Regions from separate parts of the Mus musculus genome. Here region 2 is linked to region 1. Evidence: chromatin loops called from intact Hi-C (ENCODE). Cell type or tissue: left cerebral cortex. All regions are shown on one strand.

Region 1 (2,500 bases):
GAGAACATATAGCCAGAAGGAGAACTACAGAAGCCAAACAGCAAGGTTTGTACATTTAAAGACTTTCCCAGAACTACAGACTTAGATGGATTAGGTCTTTGTTTTCATTTTGGCTAGTGGTTCTGTCTACATGCTGAGTTTTGTGGCTGAGTTTTCTACCATGAAGTCAATTGTGTTAAGGTCTGGGAACATGTCATATGCTTTAGTATTTTCTTTGTTACTGCAATAACCTCATGAAACAGCATATTTGCATATGGAACTTGAAGTGCTAATCTGTATTCCTGCGCCAAAGTCACTTATTTTGGCTCGAGAATATTCTCTCTCTCTCTCTCTCTCTCTCTCTCTCTCTCTCTCTCTCTCTCAGTCTCTCTCTCTCTCTCTCTCTGTGTGTGTGTGTGTGTGTGTGTGTGTGTGTGTGTGTGTGTGTGTGTGTGTGAGACATAGTCTCAATTTTCAGACTAGCCTTGAACGCAGAAATCTGCCTGCCTCTGCCTCCTGAATGCTGGGACTAAAGGCACAGCGGCACCAAGCCTAGGCTAAGACTAAAACAAGAATGGGGAGGGAGGAAGAGGGGAGGAAAGGAGGGAAGAATGGGAGAGAGGGAGGAAGGGAAGAATGGGAGGGAAGAAGGAAAGAAAAGAGATGGGGATTAGATTAGATAAGAATTAGATCAGGCTTGGTGGGCGACTGTGTGCTGCCATGTGGGTACTGGGAATCCAGCCTGGGTCCTTCTCCAGCTCCTAGAATTTTATCTCTATCCAAGGTGGCTGGGACCCAAATCTCCCGGGCTTCACGCCAGGACGGAAGCGGAAGTGACGCCTGCAAAGGCCCGACTCTTTTCTAGTGATGGCTGCGTCCTGTAGTTCTCAGTGTCTTCACCTCCGGTTCATCTTTACGTCTAGGAAGTCGCCGAGGCAAGGATGGGGGGTGACGGCGGCCGTGGAGGGTCAGTTTAAGGCGTGGCTGTGTGTGCAGCTCGCCGAGGGGCGGTCCCCGTAGGCCCGAAGCCTAGGACGGGCGGGTCTCACGGGCACCCCGCCTCCCTCTGGCGAATGCTCTCCAAGCTTCCATCTGCTCGCTCGCCCTCTGCAGAAGCCGCCTTCCAGATTCCTCTTCCAGCACAGAAGCCCGCCACGGGCCATCTCTCTGCAGCCGCCGCCTCCACTGCACAGCCCAGCGATTGTGGAGCTCGGGTGAGCGCCCCAGGCTGTGATTTGTTCCTTGCAGAGTGTGGCTTTGTCTTTGGCATCGTCTGATTAATTCTGCCACATGACATTCGGGTAGAAAAAGTATTCGTAGGTATCTAGGACTAAACATTTCTATTTGGAGGTCAATCTTTATTATTTGGCTTTTCCAGAACTCGCTAGGTAGACCAGGCTGACCTAAACTCCTGGAGATCCGCCTGCCTCTGCTGGCATTAAAGGCTTTTGCCACCGCCTGCTAAATGTTTATTTCCTTAATCTTAACCTTTTTTCATTTTCCATGCCTTTCCTTCCTCACTCTCTCCATTTCCTTTCTCTTTCTTCACCTCTCCTCCTCTTGACTTTACTGCTAGTAGAACTGCTCATTCAGTGAGCTACTAACCCTTGCCCTGAACATTTTATACATAAAGTACAGATACTGTGTGATTATGGCTTTCTACTGGTGAGAATGGGAGTACCCTGTTCTCTTTATTTGAAGTTTCCAGGCCTGTACATCCCTATAGAGTTTAAAAAAAAAAAAAAAAAAAAAAAAAAGAAAAGAAAAAGAAAAAAGAAAGAAAGAAAAAGAAAAAAAAGTGGGAATTACCCTGGCTCAGCTCAGAGATCAGTTCCCATGGGTTGGTCTTACTTTCCACCATCTGGGCGCTGGAGATCAGGCTCTCTGGCTTGGCCTTTACTCGCTGGTTCATCTCCATGGCCTCTGTTTTTTGTTTGTTTGTTTTTTGTTTTTGTTTTTTTAGAGACAGTGTTTCTCTGTATAGCCCTGGCTGTCCTGGAACTCACTTTGTAGACCAGGCTGGCCTCAAACTCAGAAATCTGCCTGCCTCCGCCTCCGCCTCCGCCTCCGCCTCCGCCTCCGCCTCCGCCTCCGCCTCCGCCTCCGCCTCCGCCTCCGCCTCCCAAGTGCTGGGATTAAAAGCGTGCGTCACCACGCCCGGCTCCATGGCCTCTGTTTGTTCTCTGAAGTAGGGTCTCAGGTAGCCCAGGCTATCATACACCTTGCTATGTAATTGAGGCTGACTCTGAACTCCTAATTCCCCAGCCTTTACCTCCCAGGAGTTGGAATTTCTGGTGTCTAGCATCATGCCTGGTTCTATAGGTAACTTTTGAAGAGTCTCAAGTTCTTTAAGAAAGTCATGTTTTGCTATTTCTGAGTGAAATCAAACGTTATATTTAAAAATTAGTGTGTTCCCCTTCCCACTTACTCCCACATACTTAGAGTAGCTCCAAAGGAGAGGTTTGAAAGCTGCAGTAAGGATTGATAATAAGTAACATAGGCTTCGGGGCCACAGGGTCTA
Region 2 (2,500 bases), 69 kb before region 1:
CTGCAGCATTTAGGAAAAAAGATGTTGATATTAACAGTAGTTAAGAGCATTTGCAGCTCTTCCACAAAGTGGCTAACTACTGACTCGCAACACCAGGATTAGGGGATCAAATGCCCTCTTCTGGCTTCCACTGGCATAGTGCATATGGTATACAGACATCGAGTCAAAATACCTGAGCACATAAAATAAATAAAGGGTTTTTTTTTAAATTTAAAATGCAAGTGGCTGGGTTTATACTACAGTTAGTACTGCTTGCAAAGAATGCACAAAACCCTGGATTATACTTCCAGCTCCTCACGAATCAGGTCTCTAATCCCAGCTCTCAGAGGATGAAGAGGAAGGAGGATTAGACATTCAAGACCATCCTCTGCAACATGCTGAGTTCAAAACCAGTCTGGGCTATGGGAGACTGCATCTTTCAAAAAAGAAAAATTGCAAATACAAGTTGTGCATGAAGACTGAGGAACAAAGACAGACTTCGAGGCCAGCAGGAGGGAAATGGTGAGACTTTGTCAAACAAGAACAGAATAGGCTTAGAGATGAAGCTCACTGGCAGAACAGTTACCTAATACTCCTGAGGCAAAGGACTATAGCATTTTTAGCACCATAAAAATACAATAAACTATTCTGCGCAAGGGCCAGAGACAGCTTAGAGGTTAACAGTATTTGCTATTCTTCTGGAGGCTCCAAGATTACCAGCACCCCCATGGTGTCTCACAACCATCTGTAATTCCACATCCAGAAATCTGGCACTCTCTGTGGACTCTAAGATCACTGCATACACATGGTGCACAGACATAGAGGTAAGTAAAACACACACACACAATTTTTTTTTTTTAATTTAATTAAAAAGACCTCCGCAATGCATTTAGTGAAGAGAGTGGAAGGTGAGATGGAGGGTTCTCTTGTCAAATGAAAACCACACTCTTAGGCTTCCAGCACATCCCGAGCTTCCGGCCAGGGAAACACTACACCCATTGGCTCTTCAGGAGACAACCTTCGACCTACTTGATAACCCTCACTCTGGGGAGATGGCTGGAAGCAGGAAGCTCATTTCTCTAATGAACTTTCAAAAGCACCTGCTGCTATAACTCGACTCACAAAAGTGCAAAACCCATGTCCAGCATGCAGGTCTCGACACACCAAGTTACACAATAACCCACCGAACCCATGTACCACGACCAACAAAAAGAAAGACAGCCAGTGGAGGGTGGTGTGGGCATGAGATTGTGTATGCGACTATATGTAAATGCATGTGTACATACTGTGGCCAAAGGGAAATGAGAGGAGGTCCTTTGACCGATATATACACAAAACACATGCATACACACAGAATAAGAAAAAATAAATCCTATAAAAAGAAACAGTCTGAGGATGTAGCTCAGCTGCCAGCATGCTTGCCTAGCACTCATGGAACCCTGGTTACATCCCCAGCACGGTAGCCAGGCTGCTGAGGAGACTGTAAACCCAGCACGTGGAAGGCGAGGAACAGCGTCATCCTTGGCTAGCGAGTGAGTTCTAGGCGAGCCTGGGATACACAAGACCTTGCCTCATAAAAAATTAATTTTTGTATTCTGAATAAACCCTTCTATCACTGTTCCCAGGTATAGGCTACCTAGCAGCAAATTAAAAGAAGGGATTACTAGGCTAGCAATATGACTCAGTGGGTTAAGACTGACAGCCTGAGTTAATTCCTAAACCTATAGTGGAAAGAGAAAACTCAGAGGCATCACTCTCACACACACAAACTCCTCTCCCTCTCTCACCTGAGGTTACCCTGACTCCACAGTCATACGCACACACTCACACTTCATATAAACACATATGTCATACACACAGATGTTTTTAAAAAGCAGAAGATGAATGAATGTTTGCTGTTTGCCTTGCCAGGACACATGTACAGTGACTCATAAGGAACTGCCCACCATTTGTCTGGACAATCAAGGGTATACAAAGACAAGACTGGTGACAAGAACATCTGTATGAAGTTACTATGGGTATGGAGCACACACTTTTAACTCCAACACTTGGAAGGGAATTCCAAGTCAGCTTAGGCAACAGAGCCTGTCTCTATCTGCCCCCTCCTCTCCTGTCTATCTCTCTATCTGGCTGTCTCTGTCTCTCTCATACACACACACTGGACTGCCTTGTCTGAAAGGTTACAAGGTATCAGGTATCTGTGACCTGCCGAATCCCGTAGGTTCACTGGCAGGATGCACTCAGTAGTACCGAGTGCTCACCTGGCAGCTCCAAGGCCTGGCTTCACCCCTTACACAAGGTAAAGGGGATGTACTTGAGCTGTTTGCAGTGCATCTTGGAATTCCTCCCTCTACTCAAATAGCCCTTCCCCTCCCTGAAGTAGTACCCATGGTAACCCAGCTCCTGGAACTTTTGATAAATGCTGACACACCCTGGGGGCTGGAATTATTCCATGGGTAACAACCAGAAATTTCCTTTGCCAAGATCAACTGCCAGAGGGACCTGAAGGGGCCAGACAGCT

What was found. Peaks named below come from ENCODE experiments on the same cell type or tissue, not always from the same donor. Only the 100,000 strongest peaks of a DNase experiment are listed, where the experiment ranks them.
Region 2: it touches region 1 in a loop (2.1-fold over the local background); 5 of 42 quality-filtered maps call a loop at or near these places.

Annotation. Positions count from the first base shown.
Region 1 is chr9:20,580,486-20,582,985 of GRCm38, forward strand. Zfp846 (zinc finger protein 846) reads left to right here and starts at 843. Exons shown (of 6, transcript NM_172919.2): 1 at 843-1,193. Gm51704 (a long non-coding RNA gene) reads right to left here. Exons shown (of 2, transcript XR_003948290.1): 2 at 1-2,500. In left cerebral cortex, a CTCF peak has its summit at 1,074; a DNase peak (open chromatin) is centred at 927; H3K4me3 peaks cover 1,168 bases; H3K27ac peaks cover 665 bases.
Region 2 is chr9:20,511,897-20,514,396 of GRCm38, forward strand. The region is part of intron 2 of Zfp266 (zinc finger protein 266); the gene reads right to left. Among named protein-coding and RNA genes, the nearest start is that of Zfp266, 8.3 kb to the right of the region's middle. In left cerebral cortex, no CTCF peak of the experiment used is centred here; a DNase peak (open chromatin) is centred at 1,467.